Regions from separate parts of the Homo sapiens genome. Here region 2 is linked to region 1. Evidence: chromatin contacts called from ENCODE Hi-C data. All regions are on one chromosome and are shown on one strand. Each heading gives the region's core, a stretch centred on a gene start or an enhancer-like site at or near the end of the contact. The rest is flanking DNA. Distances are from core to core; before and after follow the strand shown.

Region 1 (6,270 bases), core at 1,867-4,366:
ATAGCTGGGACTACAGGTGCACGCCACTATAGCCAGCTATTTTTTTTAATTTTTAATTTTGTAGAGACAGGGGTCTTGTTATGTTGCCAAGGCTGGCCTGGAACTCCTGGCTTCATTCAGTCTTCCCGCCTCAGCCTCACAAAGTGCTGGCATTACAGGCTTGAGCCACAGTGCTTGGCCAGGACTTTAAAATTTGTAAATGTATTTTTTTATTGTGAGATATACCAGACATGAACTAGAATGCATGAAACATGTATGTACTATTTAAAGAATGATTATAAACAAACACTAGTGACAAGAAATGGAACATTACCTGTACTTCCAGACATATACCTATTGAGGTTCTTCCCAATCACAGCTCTCCCTCTCACCTCTAGAGATAATCAGTATCCAGATTTTTGTGATAAGCATTTTTTTACTCTTATGTACGGTTTACCAGAAATGTATGTATGTTTAAACAATTTGGTTTTGCTTGTTTTTGAACTTGATATAATTGGAATAATGCTATATGTATTTTTGTACGTATTGTTTTATGAATTGCTTTTATCCCTCAATATTATTTGTGAGATGTATCCACGTTGTATAGAGCATGAGTTCATTTCATTTTCATTGATGTCTGGTATTCTGTAGTATGAATATACTAAAATTTATTTACCTGCTTATGCTGCTATAAGCATTCTTGTACATGTTTTCTTGTACATAAGCATTATTGTATAAGCATTCTTGTACATTATGCTGCTATAAGCATTCTTGTACATGTTTTCTGGTGCGCAAATGCATAAGCTTATCTAGTATATTTGCCCAATATCAGAATTGTCATAGGATTTCCACTGCCCCTAAATTAATGTCAAACTCTTTTCCAACTGGTTGTGCCAGCAGTGTATAAAGTGTCCTGTTGCTTTTTGTTCCCGTTAATACTTGCTGTTATCAGACTTAAAATTTTTGCCATGGGTGTGTAATTATTTTCTTATTGTGGTTTTAATTTTTCATTTCCTTTATTACTAATAAAGTAGGGCATATTTGCATATGTTTATGGCCATTTGGATTTCCTCTTTTGTTAAATATTTTTGCCTGTTTTTCTGTTGAGTTTTTCTTACTACTTAGTAATTTTTTTAAAACACAGTTTGGATCCTTTGTCAGTTATATGTGTTACAAATATCTTCTATTTTGTGGTATGTCTTTTTACTTTCTTTATGGTGTCTTGACACAGACTCAATTTTTCATTTTAATGTGGTTGATTTTTTTCATTATTTCTTTTAGTACTTTTTGTGTTTTGTTTAGGAAAATTTTCCCTAAACAAAAATTGAAGACATTCTCCTATAGAATGTAAAAAAAAGGTTTACAGTTTTTGTCCTTTCACATTTAGGTCTTTAAACTACTTGGAATAGATTTTTTTTTTTTTTTTTTTTTTTGAGACAGGGTCTTGTTCTGTTTCCCTGGCTGAAGTGCAGTGATGCAATCATGGCTCACTGCAGCCTTGACCTCCTGGGCTCAAGTGATCCTCCTGCCTCAGACTCCCAAGTAGCTGAGACCACAAGTGTGTGTCACCATGCCCAGCTAATTTTTTTATTTTTTATTTTATTTGTAGAGATGGAGTCTCACCATGTTTCCCAGTCTGGTCTTGAACTCCTGGGCTCAAGCAGTCCTCCTGCCTCGGCCTCCCAAAATGTTAGGATTATAGTCATATAGTCACTGAGCCTGACCTAGAACTGATTAGATGGAGTCTCACTCTGTCGCTCAGGCTGGAGTGCAGTGGCATGATCTCGGCTCACTGCAACCTCCGCCTCCTGGGTTCAAATGATTCTCCTGCCTCAGCCTCCTGAGTAGCTGGAATTACAGGCGCCCGCCACCATGCCCAGCTAATTTTTGTATTTTTAGTAGAGATGGGGTTTCACTATGTTGGCCAGGCTGGTTTTGAGCTCCTGACCTCAGGTGATCTGCCCACCTCCCAAAGTGCAGAGATTACAGACGTGAGCCACCATGCCCGTCCTAGAACTGATTTTTTGAGTGTAGTGTGAGATACAAAGTAGGGGCCTAATTTCATTTTTTTTTCCTGTATGGATACCCAATTGTTCTAGCTTCATATTTTGAAAAGACTGTCTCTTTTCCACTGATTGAAAAAGCCACTTATGTCATACATCAGAGATCTATATATATATTGCTGGGTTTAATTTGGGCTATTTTCATTTTATTCACCTATTTGTCCATCCCTGTACTAGTACCACAGTATCTTCACTCTAGGTCTATGTTAGTTTTTGTAGGGAGACCTCCTGAAACTATTGCTATGGAATAAAAGATGAAATGCTCCTGATTATTGTAAATACAAAATTGCATGCAGGATTTTGTAAAGACAATGCAAGGTTTGGCTGCCAGAATGAGCCAACAGTGCGTGATGTGCTTCTCCCTGCAGAGAGCCTATAAACGGACGTGCAGTCAGGGAGGTTTCACATCACCAAGATTACTATCCCAGAAAAGCAGATGTTCATAGCTCTGGGAATGCAATGCAACCCTTGTGGAGAGCCTATAAATAGACACATGAGGGGCGCTTGTTCATATGGATAAGATAGGGTTATAAACGCCCTTATCTTGCCACGGCTTTTCTGGGTCTCTTTAGGGTTAAGGCATACTCCCTTCTGAGAATTTGTGGTCTAACCGGTTGTTTCACATCCTGTTTCTGTTGATTGTTTGCAACCAGCTTTTGCTGCAAATATTACTGCTGATTAGTATCTTACTAAACATAGGTTATGGATAGACTGTGTTTCTGTTTTAAGGCTCTGTTAGAAATTGCTGACACACACACTATGTTGTAAATTCTTATCTCTGTATACTGTACTTATGCATACCGATGTTACATTAAAGAATTACTTCATCCCCATGTGATCATCTCACCTCATAATCAAATGACCCCCTAAATCCCTCACTAACCTACCCCCGCCCTCACTAAACTTAATAATAAATGCCAGTATATCCAGTGCATTGGCGGCATCACAGGACCAGAAGGCGGTGACGCCCTGGACCCAGCTTTCACTATTTTGTGTGTGTCTTTTATTTCTCGACCTGCCGATCCACCTGGGAACAAAGAAAGAGCCCCGTTGCATTGCGGGCTGCTGGCCAGATCCCACGATAAGTCTTAAGATGAGGTGGGGCAAGTTCTTCTTTTTTTTTCAAGAGTGTCTTGGTTATCTTAATATTTTATATTTCTTTCTTTTTTTCCTGAAGAGTTGGGTTTATTTCAATAGTAAATTTGAAACTCTTGACTTAAGTGAAAGTACTCTAGTAATTATATCAGGAATAGACAATTTCCTACACTGTCAAATATATGAAAGTTCCTTTTGTACGTTCTTCAACACTGATCAACAAGCAGTTTCAGTCCACATTTGCTTTGATCTGTCACTGAGTTAACCCAAGCTGCTTCTTCAGAGATTCTGGCATCTTGGGGGAGGGCAAGGGAGGCTGAAGTAGACCTTCACAGAATCATAGATAAACTACTGTAGTGCAGTCAGAGTACCAGTCATAATGATACAGACAAACATTCCCTTCCATACACCTTTAAATCCAAGTCTCTGGAGGACTTGAGAAGCACTGCTACCTTTTTCTTTATTCAACACAGATACCACAGAATCATCAGGGTGAGAAACAATTGCACAAAACACTCCAGGTATGTAACCTGCTACAAATGTTACAACCAGCTCCTCTGTCTTTGAACATTCACCACAGGGCTTCCGAACCACAAACTTGTACAATGCTTCAACAGTACCTTAAAAGCAGGCAAACTTCATCATGGCATATGCTATCTGTCTCATCCAGAGAGGAGCAACCCCTTTGTAGAATGTTTTTAGGCCTTCTTCCTTATACATCTTGGGAGCTGCATCCCTCAAAGTCTTGGTCTAACCTGGTTGGGTTTGAATTTGAACCTTAGCAGCTTCCATAGGGCAATTACAGCAAAGAATTCAGCACTGGCAGAGGCAGCCAAATACAGTGATGTGCACCAGAGATAACATGCTCTGGGAGTATGTTGCTATACAAGACTTTAAAGACTTCATAAAAGCCAAACTTGCAGAACACCTGCATGGAGTGGCCAATGAAAGTCAGAGCCTGTCCTTTAGCCAAAGAATGAACACCATCCTCCTTAAGTGTAACTGAGAATCCATTAAATATGCCCTTCTACTTTTGGGGGTCCACCTGCATACAGCATTTCACTAAACCCAGGGGAATGACCGCAGTGTGTGTCAGACCACAACCTAAGACCCCACGAGAGCCACACAATGCATAATACTTCGTGGAGTCAAATTCACAACTGTACTTTTATAAGGCAGCAGCTGCCAGGTTAAGAGAGCAGTGGGGGGGCCTTGCGGGTCTTGTGGGACCGCTGTGGAGGTCCGTGAGGCCATCGTCCACCAGCTGCAGGTGTGGCACATTGAAGGAGTTCACCCATGCCAGGTGTGCCATGGATGAGAGCTTCTCCCTAAGATGGCAAACACCCCACTGTTACTCCCTTGGATTGTGGCTCACAGGGTGATATTTTGTACTTCCACATCAGATTCAGAGTCAGCTTGTCAAGTTCCACAGGAAAATAGGTTGAGATTTCATTGAGATTGCATTTAATCTTTAGGAGTCCCTCAATAAATGGTTTATAATTTTCTCCATAGGACCAAAACTATTTTTAGATAAGTGGGAATGGGGATGCCAAAAGGAGAAGAATAAGAAGAGACAAATTTCACCAGTGTGGTCAGAAACCGAAAGGCAACACATACAGTTCATTCTGACATTTTTCAGTATTACTGACTTTTTACCCTGACTTTTTATTACTGTAAACGTTTTCATTTTCTTTAAGTCCTCAGCCACATCCCTAAACACTTAGCAGAATACCTCATTTCTTATATTTAGAAGATGTTTGGCTCATGCCTGTGATCCCAGCACTTTGGGAGGCCGAGGAGGGTGGATCACAAGGTCAGGAGATCGAGACCGTCCTGGCTAACACGGTGAAACCCCATCTCTACTAAAAATACAAAAAATTAGCCAGGCGTGGTGCTGGGCGCCTGTAGTCCCAGCTACTTGAGAGGCTGAGGCAGGAGAATGGTGTGAACCCAGGAGGCAGAGCTTGCAATGAGCCGAGATCGTGCCACTGCACTCTAGCCTGGGCGACAGAGCGAAACTCTGTCTCCAAAAAAAAAAAAAAAAAGTAGAAGATGTTGCCTGTGCCACTAAAGCACTCTCAATTGTCTCCTTGTGGTACATCTCCACCACAAAATTTCTCATCTTTCCACTCTTTTTTTAACCCTATACCTAAGAAAGGAGTGTCCCTGTGAGTAAGAAGGTTCAGTACTAATCTATCCATGAGTACTCTGATTCCAGAACAGTTGGGATAACTGTGGTTATAGTGGTTATAGATTCCTTCCTATCTGTAGTCTTCCCTTGCATTGCCCACAATCAACCAATGGCAGAGGCCCCAGAAAAATGATGTCAGTTTCCTACTAGAAACATAAAATGTAAGAACTGTTACATTGTTAACATTCTCCTAGCTACATCACATATGAAATGAGGATTTTATTACTTTGACAGATAAGACCACTTTTTTATCTGAGCTTCTGTGACCTGCTCCTGGGACTTTGCTGGCTCACGGAGACACTTCTCTATGGAGCTTCAGTAGCAAATAAGGACATCATCTGCTATAACCTACAAGCAGTTGGACAGGTGAGTGCTACAAGACTGTCACTGCACCTTGCAAGAAAGGCACACTCAGATCTAGATAGAAACAAAGATGATTCACCTTGGGAAGTGGAGACGTATTTGTTTATTGTTACATTTTGAAACAATAGCTTTTATCTTTTTTCATATTAAAAACACTATATTATAGAATATTTTGAAAATTCAGAGAAGCAAAAAAATAATGTTATCTTTACTCTTTAATTTTTTTTTTTTTTTTTCTGAGACAGAGACTTGGTCTGTCACCAGGCTGGAGTACAGTGGTGCGATCTCGGCTCACTGCAAGCTCTGCCTCCCAGGTTCATGCCATTCTCCTGCCTCAGCCTCCCGAGTAGCTGGGACTACAGGCGCCCACCACCGCGCCCGACTAATTTTTTTTGTATTTTTAGTAGAGACGGGGTTTCACCGTGTTAGCCAGGATGGCCTCGATCTCCTGACCTCATGATCCACCCGCCTCGGCCTCTCAAAGTGCTAGGATTACAGGCATGAGCCACCGCACCCAGCCGTTTTTTTTTTTTTTTTTTTTTTGAGACAGAGTCTCGCTCTGTCGCCAGACTGGAGTGC
Region 2 (6,270 bases), core at 1,757-4,256, 590 kb after region 1:
GGCTCAGCGCTCAGTGCCTTATGTGCCATGTCACAGCAAGTGCACAGCTGTTAAAGCCTTTCACAGATGTTGTCTCAATTGCCTCAGAGAGCTTAAGTGATCAACCCAAGGATCCCCAGCAATGGGAGACCCTCATGAACACCAGCCCTCAGAAGGGTGTGGGGTCATGTAAACTGGGTCCCAAAGGTGTTTCCAGCAAAAGGAGCTGTATTGGCCCAGACTGTGGGACAGCTCCCTACTATGTCCCTGAGACCCCCTTCACTGACCCTCCCCACCTTGGCTGGGGAGGGCACCCGGTCTCCCCTCACCACAGACAGGTGGCACTGAGACTGGCAGCGAGGAGGTCCCTCCAAGTGCCTCCAGCTCTGCTCCACCTGGGATATGGAGAATGTCTGGGGGTGGCACAGCGGGAGCCAGAAATCCAAGGGCCCAGCAGTCCTGTGGGATCTGATTTGTACTCAAAAGTTCTATTTATCGGAGAAGGAGGATCAGGCCCAGGTTTGAGAGGCATGGGGGTGGGGGTGGGGGGATGAGGAAAGAAAGCCAGCAGAGCTAACACCCACAACAAAAAAGATCATTCCGGCCCCAAGGCTACTTCTTCTCTTCCTCCTGACCAAGCCACTCTGGACACTGTGAATTCACTCATTCATGGTTCCCATGACTCTAGGAAGTAGGTACTATTAGCACACCCATTTCACAGATGAGGAAACTGAGGTGGGGCAGTTAAGCAAGGCCTTATAGCTAAGGAAGTGCCCAGATCTTCAAAATTCTGCTCCCAAAGACCCAGGAAATTCCAGTGCTATGTATGCAAGAGATGCTCAAGGGAGACTACTGAAGGAACACCTCATAGCCAATAACAGTAACACTAATGAAGGCAATGATAAAATCACCACTACCACCACCACCACCTGCAACTGAACCTCTCTTTGCCAGGCAGCAGGTGCTCATTACACACTGGCTCATTAAATCTCCACTGCAAACCTGTTACTCCCCCATTTTACACAGAGGGAAACTGAGGGCAGAGTCACTTGCCCACGCCTTCAGCTGAACGAAGGCAATAGGAGTAGCAAAGCACAGTCTCCAGGACCCTCCTCACTATCCTCCTCCACTTCCTGCTGAGCCCCTGCAGACCCTGAGCCCCCAGCTGCTGATGCTCTGAGCCAGCCCCTTCCCAGCTGGCCGCTCTGTGGCCCACAGGGACTCACAAAAGTTCTAGGAATGCTCACCCTTTGGCTCAGAAGGATTTTCCCTCCCAGAGGGGGTAGTGGGAAAAGGCTCAGGAAAAGTGCACTAAAAACCCTTCCAACTTCCCCCAGTAGGCCCTGGCTCTCATCCTCCGAGCCCAGCCTGCCCAGGTGGCCTCTGACGGCTCTCCCTCCACGAGGGCAGGTCCCGAGGAGCCTCCAGAGCTGTTTCCACTCAGGCAGCCAGGTCAGTGATGGGAAACCCAGACACAACCTGCGCCTGCATCCCTGGAGACCCACAGGCCCACTGCCCTGGCAGGGGCCCTGAGGCCTGGCTGCTAGCCGGTGTTAGGGAACTGTCATCTCCCCGGCGAGGGGCTGCGGGTCAGATCTCGGTCCCTCCTGCCACCAAAGCTGGCCTTGCCGACATTGCCTTGCCGGGGCCTCTGCTCTGAACCCCCCACCAGATTTCACTTCCTCCCACTCAGCCCAGCCTGGCCGTGCCCCTCCCTGGAGGCCCCCAGCTGCAGGCAGTGACCTCCTCACCTACATCATTGTGGCTGGGAATGGGGAAGAGAAACAGGAGAATGAGGAAACTAAAGAAAAAAAGAAGCGGGACAGGCAGGCAGACCCTCCTCTCCAGTTCCTCAAATGCAGTCCCCCTCCCTCAAAACAAAGCTCCCCTGGCCGGAGGGAGGGAAGGGAGGGAAGGGGATTTCTGCACCAGGCATCAGAGACCTCTGAAATACCATCCCTACCGTGCGGATCTAGAAGACCAACACCCACTCCAGACGTTTTTTGGTCGGGGGATTCCCAGGGAACCCCAGGCAAGAGGTGTGAGAGGATCAATACCAGAAACCTGTCTCTGGGACGCCTAGCCCTGGTGAACCGCCCAATTCAGCAGCATGCGGGGGCCTGGCCCGGTCGACCTCGGCAGTGCAGGAACTGGGGAGAGGGGCTTCCTGAATCAGGGCGCTACCCTCTTAGCCACATGGCCCGGAATGGGGAGTGGGGAGGGGCCGGCGCATCCTCCCCCGCTGCCCCCACACCCAAGGGCTCATCTGTGCTCACAGCCTCAGTTTGACTACTTTCACTTTCAGGGTAGCAATGGGTGACCCCTGACCGCTCCTCCCCAGGCACAAGTTGAGGGGAGGGCCGCCCCCAACCGGCGAGGCTACCGTAGGGTGGGCTGGGGGCGTCAGCGATGCCCTCTCCCCCATCCCACGGCCTCAGTTACCCCAACGCTCTCCCTAACACGTGTGTGGGTGGGGGTAGTGGCTGAGTGGGGGGTCGTAGGCGCTGGGAGCCGTCACCCCGGAACGCCTCCATCCGAGTTGGCTGCAGGGCAGTATTTTGGGCTGGGGGTGACGCGCAGAGCCCGGGCAGAACTGGACACGGGGCCTCCTCTTTCCCCACAAAAGCCCTCCCGGCCCCGGAGGAGGGGAGCGCGGGCAAACGCGGGCTCACCTGAGAGACAGGAGCTCTGGGCCCGGCCGGCCCATGGCGTCGCGCGCCCCCGGGCCCTCGAAATCCCGAGGGGGCGGGCGGGCCCCCGCCCTGGGCGCGTCCTCTCCCGCCCGCCGGCTCCTCGCTCGCGGCTCGCTCGAGCGGGGCTCAGGCAGGAAACCCGGGCTCGGAAAATGGCCAGCGCCTCATCATTTCCGCCGCCAGCGCTTGACAGTTGCGGGAGGATGCGCCCCCGGGCCGCCGCCGCCGGGGAAACTTTGCAGCGGCCGCCGTCGCCACCGCGGGCCGCGACAGTCCGGGCGGGCAGCCGGGCGGAGGCGGTGGCCCGGGCCCATGCCGCCCCGCGCCGTTATGTAAAGAGGAACCGGCCGTGCGAGCGGAGCCCGGCGGGGGAGGCCGGCCGCGACAGGGGCGGGGCAGGGGCGGGGCCACCAGGAGCCACGCCTCAGGCCGCGCGCGAGTCGGAGATTCGGCTGGAGGGGCGGGCCATGAGGGCGGAGCCCGGACTGGCCCCGCCTACCAATCCCGCTAGTCCGCGGCTGCCAGGGTCGGAGGGCTCTCCTGGCGCGGGTCCGGAAAAAGGCGAGGCCTTGCGAAGCCACGCCCACCACGTGCCCACCCGATTTCGCGTCCCACAGTCTGAAGATAGAAGTGAGGATCGGAGGGGCGGGGCGACTTTAGCCCCACCCACTCAACGCCGGCAGGTCACCAGGTGCCTCAGCGCCTGGAGGCGGGGCCAGATGAAGGGGCGGGGCCTAGGGCGGGCAGGGTCGAGGGGCCTGGCCTCCAGGGGGCGCGCCCTTGCTGACTCCCTCCTGCAGGGCCTTATCAGTGCCCGCAGGGCTGGGCGGTGCAATAGCGACCACGGCTTTCATCATCGCCCCAGGGAGGGAGCCCAGCCCTGCCCGACCCTGACTATCTGCGATCATGCTGACCCGACCCGCCACGGCCCCAGGCCCCCGATTTGGGTTCTGGCCCCAGCCCTCAGCTTTGCCTTTGCTACAGCCGGTGCCCGTATAGCCCAGCCTCGCTCCGGCCGCCCGTCCTGTCCCCCAATTCTAGGAGGGGTGCATCTTTCTCCAGGAAGCCCTCTCCGACCGCTGGCTTCCGTGGCCTCTGCGCCCACCCCCCTGCCCGCCCCCGGGCTACTTACATTTTCTCCACGGCCTCATGGGGAGCTGAGACGGACAGTGGGGTTCCCCCTAGTCCGGAGTGGGACATGCTCTCAGCCAGCCTCTCCCCCAACATGTGGGAGGGCGGGGAGGGAGGAATGTACTCTTCTCCCCCTCCCCCAACAGGAAACAAGTCGCCCACGCCCCCAGCTTGGAGGGGCCACCTCGAGTCTTCCCAGGCAGCAAGTGTCTCCATTCCACTGCCTCCCCCTCTTCCTACCCGGGCAAATGACTTGACTTCTCCGTACCTCTCCACTTCCTTGCCTATGAAATGGAAATAATGTGTACCCACTCTCCTGGCAGTGAGAATTAAGTGAGTTAATGCATTAAAGCAGTTAGCTCGAGGCTTGGCTCCAGGAAGCTCTCTGTGTTAAACAAATCGGCCCCAGTCCTGACCTTAGAACTACAGGAAGGGGTTCCCCAGAAGGTGGGGATTTCCAGACTCCGAGTAGATGGGGGAAGGGAGCGGTCTGCTACAGGATTCCTGGTGTCCAATGACCTTGAAGAAAAAGGCCACAAAAATCTGCTTTCCGCACATTTCCAGGCACTGTTCTAGGCGCTGGGAACACAGCAGTGAACAACACAGATATCCCTGCCTGCGTGGAGCTGATATTCTAGTGGGGGGACATAAGGCACGAATAAGCAAGTGGGATCAGCTATGACAATGACAAAACAGTTACGGGATGGAGAGCTGGAAGGGGATGTCTTAGATCCAGGGCTCAGGAAGGACACCTCTGCGGAACTAACATGTGAGCTTAGAACCCTCCATGACAAGAAGGATCCAGGTGCTATAACGTCTGAGGGAAGAGCATTCCAGGCCAAAGGAACAGCATGTGCAAAGGTGCTGAGGTGGGAATACATGTGGTGCTTTGGAATAAAGTCATAAAGGCAGTGGTGACACCTATACTGGTAAGAGATGATGTTTCAAAGGTGGGCCCATCACATGGTGTCTTGAAGGTCTTGGTGGGGACTTTGGGAATTATTTTGAAGGCAGTAGGGTGCCATGGAGGGTTGTGAGGAGAAGGACCTGTGGAGTGTGGGATTCAAGCTGTTCACACGGCATCTGAGGATGTGGGAAGAGGGGTGGGGTGGGGGAATGTCAATGAAGTCTAAACGAGGCCGGGTGTAGTGGCTCACACCTGCAATCTCAGCACTTTGGGAGGCTGAGGCCAGCGGATCACCTGAGGTCAGGAGTTTGAGACCAGCCTGGTCAACAGGGTGAAACCCTGTCTCTACTAAAAATACAAAAATTAGCCAGGCATGGTTGCACGCACCTGTAGTCCCAGCTACTGGGGAGGCAGAGGCAGAAGAATCGCTTGAACCTGGGAGGTGGACACTGCAGTGAGCCAAGATTGCATCACTGCACTCGAGCCTGGGAGACAGAGGTAGGCTCTGTCTCTAAAAAAAAAAAAAAAAAAAGTCTGAATGGATCATCCCATATTATTTGATCACTTTCTTATACCTGGGGACACTGCGGCCAAGAGAGAACAGTTACTTGTCTGTAGCCATGCAGCTGCCAGGCAGCACCCACAGAGCAGCCCGGTACCCAGCCAATGCCAAATGGCTGCTGAAATCTGCCAGCCACAAGCACTTTCCCTCTCACTGCCCAGACAGCAGCTCTGCTGACTTAAATTGGGACTTGTGGTTCTTCCCCTTTTTAATCACGGTTCAAACCTTCTCGCCTGCCAGATTTCTCGGAGGCCCAAACTGGTTTCCTTCCTCGCTTAGTCGCTTCTTGCCCACATCCCCGCCAGAGTCCAGTTTTTTGTTTTGGCGCTCGCTGAGACCCCAAGACTTCTCACTTTTTGTGTTTATTTTCCCTTGGAAAGGCAAAGGGATTCCAACAAATAACCTTCCCATCACCGTGCCCAGATTTGAGAGTGCCGCTGCCACGAACACAGCGAGGTCGTCGTCGCCACTGGGAGGCCGGCCAGCCACGGCTCTTCCCACTCGGCAGGTCACTGGGACCTAAGGAGAGAAAGGGTTATTCAAATTCCCATGACTGATCCGTAGCTCCCGGAAACAAGCCAGGCCGTCTTAGGGGAGCAGGTCCAACCGCCCTTCCTTCTTGCTGTGAAAAACACCAACACCTCCTGCTGGCCAAGTTCCAGAAAGCCGGAGACTCACAGGATTAATAACAATTACAGGCCACGCGCGGTGGCTCATGCCTGTAATCCCAGCACTTTGGGAGGCCGAGGCAGGCGGATCACCCAAGGTCGGGAGTTCGAGACCAGCCTGACCAACATGGAGAAACCCCGTCTCTACTAAAAATACAAAATTAGCCAGGTGTGGTGCCGCATGCCTGTAATCCCAGCTACTCAGGAGGCTGAGGCAGGAGAATTGTTTGAACCCGGGAGGTGGAGGTTGCGGTGAGCCGAGATCGTACCATTGCACTCCAGCCTGGGCAACAAGAGTGAAAATCCGTCTCAAAAAAAAAAAAAAAAAAT

Evidence for each region. Hi-C counts contacts between places; a loop is a spot of excess contacts on that map. Pooled maps may share reads with other maps.
Region 2: a loop to region 1 is called in a pooled map, with 5 times the contacts of the local background. The contact joins the promoter of SH2B3 here to the enhancer-like site in region 1. A Hi-C loop is called at or near these places in 4 of 37 single-sample maps with no recorded cell type and 5 of 50 pooled maps.

What each region holds. Positions count from the first base shown.
Region 1 is chr12:111,991,182-111,997,451 of GRCh38, reverse strand. It overlaps TMEM116 (transmembrane protein 116), which reads left to right. Exons shown (of 11, transcript NM_001193531.2): 4 at 5,563-5,694. It also overlaps the pseudogene SLC25A3P2. Among named protein-coding and RNA genes, the nearest start is that of TMEM116, 19 kb to the left of the region's middle. RefSeq lists a silencer at 5,193-5,487. Within about 2 kb of position 3,116, at least 3 of the 41 ENCODE cell types and tissues checked have a DNase peak (open chromatin) inside an H3K27ac peak, as active enhancers do.
Region 2 is chr12:111,402,659-111,408,928 of GRCh38, reverse strand. It overlaps SH2B3 (SH2B adaptor protein 3), which reads right to left and starts at 3,006. Exons shown (of 8, transcript NM_005475.3): 1 at 2,652-3,006. It overlaps LINC02356 (long intergenic non-protein coding RNA 2356), which reads right to left. Exons shown (of 4, transcript NR_187522.1): 4 at 5,619-5,791. RefSeq lists silencers at 2,668-3,247, 3,368-3,527 and an enhancer at 5,550-5,799.